2 separate regions of the Mus musculus genome follow, and region 2 is linked to region 1. The links are chromatin loops, found by intact Hi-C in ENCODE. Cell type or tissue: left cerebral cortex. All regions are shown on one strand. Links, peaks and the distances in the headings refer to the core of each region. The heading gives the core; the rest is flanking DNA.

The links. A loop is a pair of places that touch in the nucleus more often than their neighbours do. Peaks named below come from ENCODE experiments on the same cell type or tissue, not always from the same donor. Only the 100,000 strongest peaks of a DNase experiment are listed, where the experiment ranks them.
Region 2: a loop joins it to region 1, with 5 times the contacts of the local background. A loop is called at or near these places in 2 of 42 quality-filtered maps.

What each region holds. Positions count from the first base shown.
Region 1 is chr16:10,831,164-10,839,737 of GRCm38, forward strand. It overlaps Rmi2 (RecQ mediated genome instability 2), which reads left to right and starts at 3,896. Exons shown (of 2, transcript NM_001162932.1): 1 at 3,896-4,227. The coding sequence starts at 3,927. It also overlaps the pseudogene Gm17913. In left cerebral cortex, for the core only: no CTCF peak of the experiment used is centred there; DNase peaks (open chromatin) are centred at 3,877 and 4,191; H3K4me3 peaks cover 1,020 bases.
Region 2 is chr16:10,422,577-10,431,151 of GRCm38, forward strand. It overlaps Nubp1 (nucleotide binding protein 1), which reads left to right. Exons shown (of 11, transcript NM_011955.2): 10 at 246-329; 11 at 665-1,852. The coding sequence ends at 723. It overlaps Tvp23a (trans-golgi network vesicle protein 23A), which reads right to left. Exons shown (of 7, transcript NM_001013778.2): 2 at 6,083-6,227; 3 at 4,807-4,896; 4 at 4,425-4,553; 5 at 3,184-3,312; 6 at 1,623-1,682; 7 at 1-309. The coding sequence ends at 1,623. Among named protein-coding and RNA genes, the nearest start is that of Nubp1, 15 kb to the left of the region's middle. In left cerebral cortex, for the core only: no CTCF peak of the experiment used is centred there; no DNase peak of the experiment used is centred there.

The sequences.
Region 1 (8,574 bases), core at 575-8,574:
TTGATGTGGAAAGATGTTAATTACTAAAGAAAAACAAGATACTGTCTTAGTTAAGGTTTCATTTCACTCTTACAAGGAAAACATTTAATTGGGGCTGGCTTACAGATTCAGGAGTTTAGACCATTATCATCAAAGCAAGACACATATATGGTGGTGTACAGACAGACACGGTACTGGAGAAGGAGCTGAGAACTCCTCCTTGATCTGCAGGTAGCAGGTACCACTACACTGGGCATGGCTTGAGCATAGGAGACCTCAAAGCCTACCTCCACAGTGACACACTTTCCCAACAAGGCCACACCTACTCCAACAAGGCCATACTTCCTAATAGTGGCACTCCCTATGGGCCAAGCATTCAAACACGAGTCTATGGTGGCTATATCTGTAAATGGATTTTTATTAAACTCTATGAGTTAGTGATATGACTCAGTCAAACCTCCCCTCTCCCAATAACTAAGGCAGAATCCTATGGATTTTTTAACCAGCTCTTGCACAATTACTGGGGGATTACCCCTAATCTCTATTTCTATTAACTAGACTGTTAATTCCCAGCTGTGCTCCCCAAATATTTGCTGTTTGAACCTTGCCTGGGTTACTTCTGTTGCAGCAAACTGTCCTGGGGGTGGGGTGGGGGACATTTCACTTAGGCACATGCTCCTGGGCCATCATGTCTAACGGAGACCTTCTGTCTTCTCTGTCTTCCTTCCCCTATTCCTCTTTCTTTTTCATGGTCTCTACCTGCGACCCACAGCCAGGTAACTGAAAATCAGCCTACCTCTGTTGTCCCCAGTAATTGGCTGTAGCCACCTTTATTTAGCCAATAGTTTAAAATTGGGGAGCAAGGTTTACATAGCATCACTTGGTGTATGTGAGGATCTGCTGGTGGGGGTGGCAGCTACCAGATCTTGGGGGGGGGGAGTATTTAGCATTTGAATATGAAGCAGCACCAGCTAACACATACCAAGTCAAACTACCACAAAGACTATTTACATATCAAAAATATGTACTTGTATATTTAAAAATCTGTAAGTTATTGCATCCAGAAGTCAACAATCGATAATCTTGAATATGGTTTTCAGTGACTTCCCGTTCCAGATTTTCCTCTTCCAAGTTCTCCTCCCTGTACTTTGCTTTCATGAATGATAAAGGTGATGGAGAGGTGTGTGTATGTGTGTGTGTGGGGGGGTGCAGCTATTAATTAAAAATTTTCTTCCTTCAGCTTTTAAATTACTGAATAAAAATGAAGACATGGCCACTCCTAGGTGTAATTAAGAAGGTTTAATTGTAGATATGAGGGAAAGAACAGCCAGAGGCATCTGGAAGAGTCCAGACTAAACGTGGTCAGCAGAGTACACCCGGTCAAGGGAGGTGGGGGGAGTGAAAGAGAAAGTGAAAAGGCGGAGGTGGCTATAGACTAATAAACCAAGAGGGCTAGGAACCAAAATGGCAGGATTTTATAGCGATGTAAGCTGGGGGACGGGAAGCGCCCCCCCCCCCCCCCCCCCCCCCCCCCCCCCCCCGCATCTGGGCAGCAGAGGTTTAGGGGAGGGGAGGGGCAAGGAACACTGGGAGGAGCCACAGGTTTCTACTGGCTAGCATCTGCTTTGATAAGTTAATAGTACCTTGGTTTGCCTCTGGTCCTGGGTTTCTTTGGGACCTAGCATGTATTTGTTATTAAAATGATGAAGGTGGGGGATGGGTAGTCAGGCAGTGGTGGCACACACCTTCATCTGAGGACAGTCTGGTCTATTGAGTGAGCCAGGGCTATTAGAGAAAGCCTGTCCCAAGACACAAAAAACGAACCTAAACAAACAAAACAAAAAAACGAAGGAAGGGGCTGGCTCTTTGTTCCAGAGGACCCAGGTTCAATTCCCAGCACCCACAAGGCAGCTTACAACTGTCTTTAACTCCAGGATCTGGCACCCTTGCACAGACATACATGCAGGCAACAAAACTATACAAGGGAGAGAATTTTAATAGCATAAATTTCCTATTATGTAATTAGTTGTGCCTGTTGATAGGACTGTGATATTTTGATACCTATGAACTTTGTATAATGATCACACAAAGTAATTGGTAGGCCACCTCGTACATTTATCATTTCCTGATCAGCTGTAATCAATCACAAACATGGGTTTTTAGTTCAGTGTTCAGTATTGCTGATCTCAGAATACTACACTGTGTAAGAAGACTTAGTGATAGCCGGGCAGTGGTGGCGCACGCCTTTAATCCCAGCACTTGTGAGGCAGAGGCAGGCGGATTTCTGAGTTCAAGGCCAGCCTGGTCTACAGAGTGAGTTCCAGGACAGCCAGGGCTACACAGAGAAACCCTGTCTCGGAGAAGGAAAAAAAAAGAAGAAGAAGACTTAGTGATAAATTAGTCACTCAAAGGTGGCAAGTTTTGTTTGTTTGTTTGTGTTTTTAAAGATATTTTGCATTTATTTACTGTGTGTGTGTAGTGGGAAGAGTTAGGATTCAGACTTGGGACAAACAGCTGAGGTGCATTTTTTACAAACCAAAGTGGACTTCATCTCCAGGTTCTCCCATCCTTCCAGCATCCCTTAGTTCCTACCTTGCACCTTGTATACCCACCTGTCTCTCTCTCCCTCTCTGCATTCTCTCTCTCTCCCTCTCTGCATTCTCTCTCTCTCCCTCTCTGCATTCTCTCTCTCTCCCTCTCTGCATTCTCTCTCTCTCTCTCTCCCAGCACATGCACACTCTTTCTCTACCCCCTCCCCTCTGTCTTCCTCCCCATGTCGACTTCCCTGGCCTCCTTCCTTGGGACCAGAGAACCGACCCAAGAGCGGCTTCCCCATAAGCCTGCCTTTGCGTACTTCGATTTGGCTTGAATTGACTCATTTCACCAGCAGAGAATAACTTACCAGGATGCACGTGTGCCGCAGCGCACTTGTGGAAGTCAGAGAACAATTTATGGGAGTTAATTCTCACATGGGTTTTGGGAATGGAACTCTGATCTGATATCAGATTTGGTGGCAAGTGATTTTGCCTGGTGAGCATTCTTGCTAGGTAAACACTCTCCTATAGAGCAATATCCCGAACTGAAAGAGGAAATTGTTTAATTTACTTGTTATGGTGTTTCCAGGAAGGGCTCTTGTATACCAGGTTGGACTCCAATTCACTCTGTGGCTAAAGATGACCTTGAACTCATCTTCCAGCCCTGGTGAGTGCTAGAGTTAAATAGGTGTGAACCACCAAAATTTGTTTTGATACTTTTTTAATCGTTAAATTCAAATAAGTGTATTTATTTTCTTTTTAAAGATTTCCCCTGATAAAACTCTTATAATTTCAGGAATACTGTGTGTGTGTGTGTGTGTGTGTGTGTGTGTGTGTGTGTAGTCTGGGCACAAGACCAATTTCTAAAGATGCTTGATATCTTAACCAAAGTTACCAGCGCAGCGCATATTCAGCGTCATCTCTGAGGTATTAAAAGAGTACAACCAATCCATTCATAAATTTGTGTTTGGGGCCATGCTTAAACTATTCCTCTGGAACTCTCTCTCCTGTGTGTAGATGTGATTTCGTATCAAAAAGGTCCAAGGGATCTACTTGCATCTCGGCTTTTCGTGTGGTAATGTTTTGCTAAGGGTGCACATTTTATTTCGGCTCTTAAAATTAATCGATCATCTACAACTACTGTTGAGTGCGTCTTATTTTTTAGTAAACTGGAACGGAGACATATGGCTTAAATCGTTGCTCTTCCTTAGGAGAGGAAATTCCGTATCTCCCTGCATTTGTTAGCGTATCTATTTTCTATTTAATTCAGTTGAATCTTTCAGCTTCTGGCGGTTACGCGGCTGTCCCGCCCCCATCCATTGGCTGCCTCGGGCAGGCGCGCTCTTGATTGGCTGCCGCTCGCCAAACCCCCGCCGTCCGTCAGAGTTGGCGGGAAAGCGGTGGTGGCGCAGCATGGCGGCTGCGGCGTCCGAGTCGCTGTCCTCCGGTGGCCCCGGGGCCGTGCGGCTGCCGCGCTTGCCGCCACTCAAGGTACTGGCAGGACAGCTGCGGCGGCACGCAGAGGGTGGCCCGGGCGCGTGGCGGCTGTCGCGGGCGGCGGTGGGCCGCGCTCCGCTGGAGCTGGTGGCCGTGTGGATGCAGGGTACCGTGCTGGCGGCGGAAGGCGGCCAGGCCCGGCTGCGCGACTCGAGCGGAGCCTTCTCTGTGCGCGGCCTGGAGCGCGTACCACGCGGCCGGCCCTGCCTCCTCCCAGGTAACGTGGGCGGGACCGGCTCTGCAGGTCCTCCCCGGGGCGGGGCGGGGCGGGGCGGTCCCACCTCCAGGCTCTAGCCCTCCTTCCTGGCCCAGCCCCTGTCAAGTGACTCCCCACCCATCCTCTTGGATGACAGCAACACCTATCCCCGCTTTCTAAGATGTAGGTTCCAGCCGGGCCTGGAGGTACACATCTTCCATCCCAATACTAGGAGTCTGAGGCAGGAGGATGGCAAAGTTCAAAGCCTGACTGAGCTACGAAGTGAGTTTAAGGCCAACGTAAGGCAACTCAGTGAGAGCCTGTCTCAGAACAAAAAGTAAAGAGGGCCTGGGGTGGGAGCACTTCCTAACATTGATGAGTCCTTGGGTTTAACCCAGACAGCGAGAATAGTAAACAAGTACATCTACTAAAACGCCTGTAGGTTCCCGAGGCTATCCCACCTTCCCAGTTTTGAGCCTTGCAATTCTGTGTCACAGTTCTATCCCTGTAGATGTTTTTCTCATTTTTCCCCGTATGTTTTGAAAATAATTTCTCAGGAAATGTCTGCTTGTCTTTTTCTCTGTGTGTGTGTGTGTGTGTGTGTGTGTGTGTGTGTGTGTGTGTTTTTAAGGCAGTGTCTAGCCTAGACTGACCTAAAATTCATTGTGTAGCTTGGACACCCGGGCTTCCTGCTTCCATCTCCTGAGTGCTAGGATTCTAGGCATATGCTGCTCCATCTGGTTCATACGCTGCTGGGAATCAAACTGGGGGCTTTGTGCATGCTACGCAAGCAATCCCAGCCCTAAGTCTGTACTCATATTTTTGTTTGTTTGTTTGTTTGTTTGTTTTTTCGAGACAGGGTTTCTCTGTATAGCCCTGGCTGTCCTGGAACTCACTTTGTAGACCAGGCTGACCTCGAACTCAGAAATCCACCTACCTCTGTCTCCCTAGTACTGGGATTAAAGGCATGTGCCACCACGCCCAGCAGGTTTTCTGAGTCTTAAGAGTTGTTTCTAATACCCTCTAAGGAGATGCTGATATTGCAGGGTTTGAGGCTGCCCTTTGAGCTACTGCAGTTCTTGCACTGTGGTTCTGATAGCTTGACTCTAGCATCTGGTCCAATGCCTGGCACTTGTGTGTTCTGAGAAGCAGATGTTCTGAGACCGGCATCAGGTACCTGGAGCCTCATCTCATTAGGAAACACATATCATACACAGGGCCTCGTGAACTGCGTGGTTGCACCTGTGACCCAGATAGACAAGGCCTGCCTATACTTGACTCTGAAGCTTCAACACAGGCTCCAGGAGACTTCTAAAGGAAGCCTACAGATTCAGCAGGCCTGCCTTTCCATGGCTTCCTTCTCTGTAAAAATCAGCCCTGCCTCTCTAAAGAATGCTTCCTGCTCAGAAAGTCTTGAATTCTGTCTAGAGGCAGAGTCAGGGTCTCTGACCTAGGCTATTTTTTTTTTTTTTTCCAAGACAGAGTTTCTCTGTGTAACCCTGGATGTCCTGGGTTTACACTCTGTAAACCAGGCTGGCCTCGAACTCAGAAATCTGCCTGCCTCTGCCTCCCCAGTGCTGGGATTAAAGGCGTGCGCCATTATATCTGGCCTATGTTTTACATTTTGACATGTCTACAAAAAAATCCTGATGTATGAAATGTATATGCAGTTTGAAATCAGCATCTACAAAGTGAAGTTTTATTGGCCTGAAATGCATTTGTAATTTGCAAAAGGTTAGGGTCACCATCTCACTGTACTGACATGGCTTAGCAGTTGTGACAGCAATCATTCCTATGACCCCAAAAAAGCCTGAGTTCTGTAATCTGCTCCCTTACAGAGAAAGTTGACTGCCCTTGGCCTTAACTTTGACTTTGCTTAAATTCCATGTTGTTTGGTGTCCCAGCCCAGGCAATGTCCCTTGAAAGCAGCTTTGAACAGTGTCTCAAGCCTAGTTCCAACACTGGAATAAGCCTGCCATCTAGCAGATGTCCCTGTGTTGGACTGAAGCTATTGGCCTCACCCTCTAGCCTGTATGCCCAGGGCCAGGGCCAGGGCCTGTGCTGTTTCTTCTTGCTCATGAATCATCTCGGGAGCAGCCAGGGATGTCCACAAGGCACCGTTGTAGACGTGAACCCAGGGTGCATGTGCACAGAGTGATGACAGCACTTTTTCTTGAGTGTTGCTCATGGTGCCTGCCTCAGTGTTAGTCAGGTAGAAAGCAAAAGCCTACTATGTGCTGCCACTGCTGGCCTCAGGAGACCTGGACCTCAAACCACAGAGCATAAAGAGGCTTTTTCATTCATCTAGCTTGATGGTTCATCTGGTATTTATTTGGGGACAGTAGATACAGAAATAGGCACAGGAGAAGGATACATGTTCAAGGCTCAAGGAGGTCAGGGAAGGCTTCCTGGAGGAGACAGCCCTGAAGGCTGTCTTGTAGTTGTCTGTAGGAACTAACTCTCTTGGGCTGCTGGGACTCAGAATGTCAGAACTCTTGACATCCTGTGTCTGTGTATAGTGGTGGATTGTCTAGCTCCTTGAACAGCATGGGCAAAGGCCAGGAGGTGGGGAACAGAGCACCATGGGCAGTATTGAAAGGCTGAGTTTGGGAAGGACCTGCCCACACTGAGTGATCTTGATGGCTGCTGGCCTGCTGCTGCCCTGCCCCTGCCCTGTCTCTAGGGCATCCGGCAGTTCCTCTCCAGGCTCTGAAGATACAGGTGAAGTTGGTGACTCTGCCCTCTAGGTCTCATTCTGCAGAGGGCTCAGTGTTGCTTAGGCTGTGCTGCTAGGGGGGAGGCTCTTAGGCAGAAGGAGCTGCTGCCACTGGTTGGGAGGAGACAGTCAGGCCAGAGCAGTCCCTATAGGAGTGGGTGAAGGCTTGATCTCAGGCAGGGTCCTGTGGGGAAGGAGAAATGGAGAGCACCACAGACAGCTGCCTGGAGGGGAATACAGGTGGGAGGGCTCAGTGTGTCGGCAAGAAGTGTCTCCTGCCTCCAAGCTCCATAGAGCAGTTCTGTTAGCCTCCTCATCTGGTCTTCAGCCCTGTAACTCTAAGGGTTTTGTCTTCACCAGTTGGGGCCACATCCAGAGGACAGCCAATATGGGACCTGGAGTTAGATCCAGAGATCCCCATGTGAACCCTGGACTCCTTTCAGTTGACGCTCTGGACTTGTGTGCAAGCTCATTCGTGCTGGTGGAATGAGCTGGGCATGTAGGGCACTGGCTGCATGCCTTTCCTGCTATGACAAGGGACTTTCTACACAATTGCATTTTGTGTGGTTTATGACTAGCCAAGTTGCGCTTTCAAGGAGAGGCACTTCCCCTGGGGAATGGGAAGTTGTGGTTAATAATTTGTCAGACTATCCTAGTGGCAGTCTATTCTTCTGTTGATTTCCTTGTGTGCCCAGTGTTGCTTGGGATAAAGTTTGAGGTGGCAGGGACTGGAACAACAGCACAGTGTGTTGTGGGTGGTGAGTGGGGGGGGGGGGGGTTTGGCAGCGAGGAGGGAAAATTGGATTTACATTTTCGCCTGTCAGGAAGTGACTTTGCAGGAGTGCCTGACTTGTGAACAGAGACCAGTCTCTTACTCTTGTGTTGAGCAATGAACGGGGCTGAGAGCAAGCTTGGGTTTTCTGCCCCTGCCTGGGGCTCTGCGACTAATTATAACTCAATGGGATCCTGAATTGCTTGCGTTCCTGGAGCCTGCCTATTGTGTTTGGCATATGAAAAGCAGATGCCAACAAGTTATGGCATCACCCTCCAGGTTAACCGCTAATCTCATTGTTGATGTATGCATCTGTTTTGATCCCTGACTGCTTTTGTTTTGGTGTCTACTGTCAGGATTATGTTAATGCGTGCATGGTCTTGTGGGGGGTGAGCTCACACATGCCTGTGTATTAGAGGCCAGAAGTCACATCAAGTGATTGGTCTCTATTCCCCACCCCCCCTCCCCGAGATAGGGTTTCTCTTTATAGCTTTGGCTGTCCTGGAGCTCACTTTGTAGACCAGGCTGGCCTCGAACTCAGAAATCCGCCTGCCTCTGCCTCCTGAGTGCTGGGATTAAAGGCGTGTGCCACCACGCCCGGCCTCTATTTTTTTGAAACAGGGTCTTTCACTGAAGCAGGAGCTCAGTGGCTGGGCTAGGATGCTTGGGCATAGAGCCCCAAGGATCGGCCTGTCTTCCTTTCGTTAACACTGATCACATACATATGCATGCCACCCTGCCATGCTTTTTCTGCATGGATGCTGGGCCTCTGAACTCAGGTCCACAAGCTTTGGCAAGCCTTTTACCAACCAGGCCTGAGCTTTGCCTACAAGCTTCATCTCCCTAGCCCTAGACAAGGTTTCTGTCTCGACCTTCCTTC
Region 2 (8,575 bases), core at 382-8,381, 410 kb before region 1:
TGGGCTGCGGGTTAGTGGCTCTCATGCAGACTCCTGGGACCACTCAGCAGAGCAGTTCTTTGGGCCTAGAATCTGCCTTTGCCGCAGCAAAGCAACATCATTGCTGAGGAAGGGACACAACTGGGGCATGTGTTGTGTCTCTCCACCTTTGCTGTCCTTGAATGGGGAGCCGCAGGCAGCCATACAGCAGCAGGCACAAAAGAGCAAGGCTTTTACAAGGGTCTCCTTTCCTCTGTCTCTTTAAGGCAAGAGCTGTGACAAAGGCCAGTCTTTTTTTGTCGAAGCTCCAGATTCACCAGCCACAGCAGCCTACAGAAGTATAATTCAGAGTAAGTACTTGAAACATCGCCTGCAGGGAGGCACCTAGAGGAGCGAAGTGTGCAGAACTGTAGGGTTAACCTGCCAGCTTCAGCTGGGGACAGCAGGGGTGCTGAGACCCCATGACCAGCATAGCTCCCCTGTCCAGGAGACTCTGAGACTAGCCTCCCGTGTGTCAGCACTATGAGCTACTTCTTAGTTTGAGAAACGGGGCAGGTGACGTTCATAGCATGGGAAATACTTGCCATTAAGGCCAATAAAACCGACTGGAATCCTAACTGGTAAGCCAAAGCAAGCCATGGGCAAAGGTGTTGGGTGAAAACTCACCTCTCAACTTGCCTTTTAGGGATCCGAGACTTTTGTAATTCTCATCAGTCACATGCTGAGACCCTCATCAGTCCCTGAAGTGGAACAGGACCGAGTGCCACCTGCTAACCCCAGAGTTGGCAGGCCACGTGTCCAGACACCTGGGCAATGGGGGACAGGTGGTACCATAGCCACCAGATGCTGACAGGATTTGAAGTCACTCATTAAGACACTGTAATCACCTATCTGCCTATTTCCTCGAGATCAAAGGTACGGGCGCTCTGCATCCAGGTGCCATTCATCAGAAAATAAAAATGTCTCCTTGAACCTATCCCTTAGGGCCTGCTTCCTGGAATCCAAGGGACTAGGAACTCTCTGAGTCACAGGACTCCCAGGAACTGTTTCTGCCTCATGTGATAAGCCTAGGGAGACACAGAGGGGGGATGACACTGCCTGTGCCCACACTGGGGTCTCCAGCTCTGGGAGGTCTCCAGTCATGCTGGGATCGGTGTGGGTGCTTTGGCTGGGGGCCATCAGAGCCCCTGGCAAAGCCTGTAAGTCACCCATGAGGTGACGGTGCCTTCAAGACATCCGGTATTGCCCAGGGTCCCAGGCAAACCATCACCTGGCACGTCTGAGGCACAGATGTAATTGTCCTCGTGATCCGGGACTAAGACGTAGAACTGAGAGCTGCTGAGGGAATTCATTCCAGATTTCCACTGTACTGTGGTGTGACACTGGAATATGGGCAGCCCCCTCCCCTATCCTCTCCTTCCCCTGTACACGTAAACTCTTGGAGTGTACTGGGGTCCCTGTAGGGCAGATGTGACCTTTCCAAAGCTCGATGGGTCCCGAGCAGGCCCTAAATATCGGGGTTCTAGCTTGGACTTGTTCTGGGTCAACTTGGAGGACTGGGAAAGGCCACCTAGGCCTGGAGCACAGGTCAGGAGCTGCTTTCCCACAGGTGCTCAGGCCTCTGGCCTGCACGTGCTGCTCACCTAGTGCCGGTGGATGTCCAGCCCTTCCAGCCTGGGCTTCTCGAAGTCACCTGGGAAGTCCTGCAAGGCAAGAGAAGCCATGACTGTCCCAACAAAGAGCAGACTCACTGGGGAGACCCACAGCCACAAGTAGCCAAAAAGAATCCTCCATCCCTCATTTCTGACAACTTGACAATTGGCAATTATTAAGACAATTATCCAAGAAATATTTCCTAGCTTCAAAACAAAAACAAGGCTTTGTCATTCTTTCCTCAATTCTGTGGTGTGTGTGTTCGTCCATGTGCATGTATGTGCAGGCATGTGCATCCCATGATGTACCTGTGGGGGACAGAGGACAACTTTGGGGGCCTTATTTCTCTCTTTCCACCTTGTTTTTGAGGCAGGATCTCTCATCTGTCTCTGTACTGTATACTCCAAGCTTGTTGGCCCAAGAACTTCTCTATCTGCCTTCCCATCCAGAATGCTGGGATTAGAGATGCTTGCCCCACACCTGGCTTGTGTGCATTCTTGGGATAGAATTCAGGTTGTCAGGTTTACACATCCAGTGCTTTTACACACTGAGCCCTCTCCCTGGCCAGTTGTAGGTTTTGCTTTAATTACTTGATTTTATGTGTATGTTGCCTGCATGAATGTATATGTGTAGTGTGTGATGACTGTGGAAGTCAGAAGAGGGTGTCGGAATCCTCTGGAACTGGAGTTACAGATAGGTGGCTGAGCTGCTGTATGGGTGCTGGGAAACCGATCTGGGTCCTCTGCGGGAGCAGCAAGGTTTCATAATTTTAGCCCCAGTCTTAAATATCACTTAAAACTAAACAGTAGTCACAAAATGTCAGACACTTTGTTGATAGGAGCTGTCAATTTGTTACAGACAGAATGGTGGGTGCCATGGGGCTAGGGACAAATAGGGAGCTAGTGTCTAAAGGACTGTGCTCGGGCTGGAGAGATGGCTCAGTGGTTAAGAGCACTGACTGCTCTTCCAGAGGTCCTGAGTTCAATTCCTAGGAACCACATGGTGGCTCATAACCATCTATAATGGAATCTGATGACCTCTTCTGGTGTGTCTAAAAACAGCTGTGGTGTACTCATATACTTAAAATAAATAAATACATCTAAAAAGAAAAAAAAAAAAAAGGACTGTGCTCTTGTTGGGAATGAGAAGGTTCTGGGGCATCTGTGAAAGGCTGTCCCTAGAACTAATTGACCTGGTGTGTGTGTGTGTGTGTGTGTGTGTGTGTGTGTGTGTGTGTGTGTTTTAACTTGTTTGTTTAACTAAAACAGGGTCTCACTAAGTAGCCCTCCCTGGGCTGGGCTGGAACTCATTATGTAGACCAGGCTGGCCTTAACATCAGAGATCTACCTGCCCCTGCCTCCAGAGTACTGATATCAAAGGTGTATACCGTCAGGCCCAACAAGAACTATACAACAGAAATAGTCAACATGGTGGATTTTACATACATACACAGTAAAAAGCAATAGGAAGACTGTTAAAAACTGCAACTGCATGCAGGTGCCCTTCTCTGTCACCTAGAAGGAAGGTTCTGGGAAGGAACTCATCACTCACCGTCTGAAACACTGTCTGGGACAGAAAGCTGGCTGCAACTGTGCGCATATCACCGTCGCCTCCCATCTTACAGAGGATGTAGCCGTAGAGGTTCGCAGCTTGGAGGGAAATGCCAGCAATCACAAGAGCCTGCATTGGGCAAAGCAGAGGGAAGCCTGCTGAGGGTGCACACCCACAGAGAAGGGCTGGTATGGCTACTCTGTCAACAGGAACACCTAAGCAACCAAAAGGCTGTGGCCACCATGGTTCAGTAAAGGAGACTAGCAGAGAAACAGAACCTGCCCAAAGTCATGGAGCTGGTGCTGGTGAGAGGCAGAAACCAAAGGAGCCCGTTTGCTGTCACAGTGTTGCTACTACTGTGCCCTGTATTCTGTGTCCTCATTGAATGGACAGCTCTCCCAAAGAAAATGGGCACTGTCAGCCTTCCTTCCAAGAGAGGCTGGCGGCTAACAACAGATAGCGCACATTTTAATCAAAACTCCTTCCTGGAGGCTGAAGATGCAGCTCAGCGGGAGTACTTAGCTAGCCTGCACAAACACAAGGTCCTTGGGGGTCCCTCCCCAGCACTTCAGAAACAATACATCATTTCATATCAGCATTATTCATTCTTAGCCACTAAGGAATGAAACAGAACGTGCTGTATATGCATGCCATGGAATATTATTTAACCCTTCAAAGAAAGTGTAGTTTGGGTGGCCCTGACCATGTGCTAAGTGAAAGAAGCCACCTAGGAAAGAACGAATACTGTGTGATTCCATTTATGTAACATCCTGGAACAGGCAAGTCTACCTAGGAAGGTGAGTTTCAGGAGCCAGGGAAATGGCATAAAGCACAATGCCTACAGGACAGATTTTCTTTGTGGTGGTGAAAATAATTTTTAAATGGACTGGAGAATTCTTCCAGCAGCTAGGAGAACTTGCTGTTCTCACAGAGGACCTGAGTGTGGTGCCCAACACTTCTGTCAGCAGCTGCCAGCTGCAGGGGAGCACAGGCTCTCTCTGCCCTCTGGGGGTACCTGTACTTGCTGCACATATCACACACACACACTCACATAGTTGTAATAAAATCTGGGATTTTTTTAATCCTGACATTGTGATATAACTCCACAAGATTGACAGAAGCCACAGAATATAACCCTTATATGGTGAATGTACCATGGGGCTATTTCCATCAAGCTGCTAGAGTGACCACTTCTAGCCCCTGGTTTGTCAGAGCAGCAGGAGGGTCAGGGAGCATCTTACCAGCCACTTCAGCTTCAAGGAGAACAAGGTACTGAAGAAGAACACAATCCAGATCACTGGGCAGATGATGAGACCAAGCCAGAAGATGCGTGCCTCTGCCTCAGTGGCAGCCATGTGGTTTGCAGAGACCTGTTGGGGACAGCCAGTATAGCTTTTGTTCATTTGTTTCTCTGTATAATATCCCTGGCTGTCCTGAAACTGGCTTTGTAGACCAGGCAGGCCTCGAACTCACAGAGCTCCACCAGTCTGCCTCCCAAGTGCCAAGATTAAAGGTGTGCATTACCACCACCCAACTGGCACACACACACACAACTTGGGAACCTGTGTAAACTTCACACAGCCTTTCCTCAGTTCTTATAGGTTTTATTGTTGCAAAGCGTACCTTTCTGGCTTCAAATATCCAGTGGCTTTTCCCATCCTCGTCTATCTGGTTCCACCATCGAAGACCCACCATGAGTCTTCCAGTTACATTCTGAGGAAAGTGAGCAAAAGGGCTGTGAGCACACAAGGCACAAAATGGCTGACTGTTTCTGTGATGGTCTTCCCATGCAGCCCAGGATAGGCTTGAACTCTCAAGCCTCCCACTTCGGCCTCTTGAGTGGTGAGTATTAGTTTCGTGCAGTGCACACAACTAATGTTGGTTGTAAACTCCCACAGAAAGCATTAAGACAAGGGTGTTAAGCTGTAGGATGGCAGTTGATCCCCACGACCACATGGAGAGAGAATTGACTTCTGCAACTCGTCCTCAGACCACAAGTGCATTCCAGCACAGGCGTGCATGCACACACAAGAAAGAAAGGGGTGAAAGGATGTTGAACTGTAGTTTCTTGAGTGAACTCTCTAAGCTTCTTATCTTCTAAGCTTACTTTTTTTGTTTTGCTTTGTTGTTGGTTTTTTTTTTTTTTTTTTTTTTTTTTGAGACAGAGTCTCACTTGGTTGGCCTGGAAGTTGCTATGTAGACCAGTCTGCTCTCAAACTCAGAGATCCATCTGCCTCTGCCCACCTACTCCCTTCCCCCTACCCTGAGTGCTGGTTTACCATGCCAGGCCCTACTTACTTTGAAATGTGAGATTCTAGCCAGGTATGGTGGTGCATGCCTTGAATCCCAGTCCTCAGGAGGCAAAGGCAGACAGATCTCTGTGAGTCAGAGTTCAACCAGGGTTACCTAGTGAGAAACTATCTCAAAAGCCAAAGACTGCTTCAAAATAAAACACACATTCGCATTATATGTCTATATATGTCCATATAGATCATGAAACTCGTACAAAGTCCAAAGCCATATGGGTTCATCACTCCCATGGTGCACCTGCACCTATGATAATGACCCTGGAAGCCACTTACTGAAGCACCTTTGCCCTCTAATTGTAAGTGACACGGGCCCAGTAATCCGTAACATTTTGTTTGGAGGGGAGTGTTCACGTGCCATAGCACACTTTTGGGAGGGTTGGCGCTCTCCTTACACAGAGTGGATTCCAAGGCTCTTGCTCTGGTCTAAGCTTGACAGCAGCCCCCCTTACCCCCTGAGCCATATTGTCCACCCCCCAGTGTTCTTTAACAGGTAGCAACAATGTAAACCAAAGCACCCCTGAATCCCACATGCACAGAGGACATCACCACCTGGGAGCAAAGGCTAAAAGTCCCTAGAGAGGAAGCCTTACCTTCACAGACCAGAAGTCAAAGGACAGGAGGAGGAGCACGGTGACAAAGCAGCCCACAAAGCTCTTGCTGAACCAGTCACAGCACACATAGGTGACGATGGCACTCACTCGGAAGAACAGGTGGAAGAAGGTAGCCAGGGGGTGCCTAGGGAGAACCTGGAACTCAAACCCAAGAACAGGGGGTACCTAGGGAGAACCTGGAACTCAGACTCAAGAACAGTGGGTGCCTAGGGAGAACCTGGAACTCAGACCCAAGAACAGGGGTACCTAGGGAGAACCTGGAACTCAAACCCAAGAACAGGGGGTACCTAGGGAGAACCTGGAACTCAGACTCAAGAACAGTGGGTGCCTAGGGAGAACCTGGAACTCAAACCCAAGAACAGGGGTACCTAGGGAGAACCTGGAACTCAGACTCAAGAACAGTGGGTGCCTAGGGAGAACCTGGAACTCAGGCCCAAGAACAAGTCATTAAACTCACTTGGGCATTCTTCCCTGGCTCAGGCAACAGTACTGTGCACATATACTAGCACTCCTCAAAGTGACAGTCTCCTGCATCCCAGGCTGGCCTCAAATGTAACGTGTAGCCAGTGATGGCCTTGAAACATGTGCTTCTCCTCCCTCCACATGTTAGATTACAGGTATGTACTACACTTGGTCTACATGGCACTGGGGGATCGAACTCAGAGCTCCCTACACCTGATCTATATCCCAGCCCTGAAACATGTTACGACATTTGTTATTTTCTCCCTCGAAGAACCCAGGACTTTCCCCTAATCTAAACATCAAACATCAAACATCACTTGCCCTCTTTGAAACAAGGCCACTTCTGAAGTGAAGTGAGACCAGGATTTCTTGTCTTCCCCCCAGTGGTGACAATCAGTTCCCTAAAGGTAAAGTTTGGGTCATTCCATAAGCACAGATGCAGCTCACAGGGTAGAGCTCTCAGCCCACAGGACGAGGCATAAGGCTCACTCCCAGAGAGTGGAAATAATGATGCCATGAATGGGGATCCAGCTCATGCTGGCTGCTTGGCCATGAGTGGTAACTAGATGCTGGAGTTCCCTAAGAAGACAGTTACTGAGCATTGTGCCTTCAGATGCCAGCCTACCTAAGAAGAGCCTGAGGCACAGGGAGCCCCCAGCCTGCAGCAGTTCCATCTTAACGAATAAGACTGTTAAAAAGCCCCACCAAGCCATTAGAACAGATAGCAGTGGCCACAGGGGACAAATGGATGGCAGTGGGTGACACTGAGAGGACCTGGCTTCTTGGAGGCCAAGAGCACTTGCTGCTCCTCCAAAGGCCCGGAGTGCTTTTCCCAGCACCCATGTCTGGGAGTTCACACCACCTGTAGCTCCAGCTACCAGGGGTGGGAGGTGGGGTAATCTAATACCTTTTTCTGACCTTCAAGGGCACTGAACTCACATACGTGCATTTGCACAAGTGCACTCTGTCTTTCTCCCACTCACACACCTACCCACCACCCAAATAATGTATCTTTTGAAAATGGTAGGGAGAAGGGGGTGATGAAAAAGGTTACCGCAGATCTGCAGGAAGGGCTGCTCACCCTAGGAATGCAGCCCGTGCAAACAGAAGGTCCCTGTAATATCGAGTCCCGCCTAGCTCACAGTGAGATGTGCAATGAGGCTCAGAGTCAGAGTCACATCACCTGTGCCTCATGTTCTGCAGGAGGAGAGGCCGTTGCTTAGGAACACGTATTTGCCAGAACACTGTCCTCTGCTCTTCAGGTGAGGGCTTATTCTGTTCCCAGGTGTCCCTACCATTTCAAGTTAGACATGATCACATGTCACTTTAAAACGTCCTAGAATGTTCCAGAAGAAAAGTCTCACAGTCTTTTACCTTGAACCTTGTTAGTGATTTTTTTCCAGCTAACTGTATCAACAGAGTTTTGCTCTTTACCCAGGTAATACCAGAGATAAACTCATCCTTGGGCATTCTTCCTGGAAGAAAAGTCACATCCAAGATATTTGAAAGAGAGCTGGAAAGATGTCTCAGTGAAGAACTTCCCATGCAAGCGTAAGTACTGGAATTTAAATTCCCAGACATACACAGAAAGGATGGATGTGGTGGCCTGCTTCTAATCCCAGCTCGCAAAAGGCTGAGGCAGGATCCCCTGGTCAATCTAGCTAACCAGATCAGCCATAATGGCCAGCCCTGAGTTCAGAAAATGGAAGGTGATTGAGGAAGACATCAGCCTTAGTCCTCTACACGTACACATGCACACACACAAACCTCACACACTTCCCCCCACACACAGTCATGCAAAAAATGTTTAAGGTTTATATATTTGCTGTGTTAAATGCTATGATTGCGTCTATTAAGATCATTAGGAGGGGGTTGCAGGGATGGCATAGTGGTTAAATGCACAGGCTGCTTTTCTGATTCCCAGTGCTTCCGCGGCGTCTCACAAACCTCTCCTGTTCCGGGGGATTCAGTGCCCCTCCAGCTCTGTCAGAGCACAGCGCTGTAGGATCA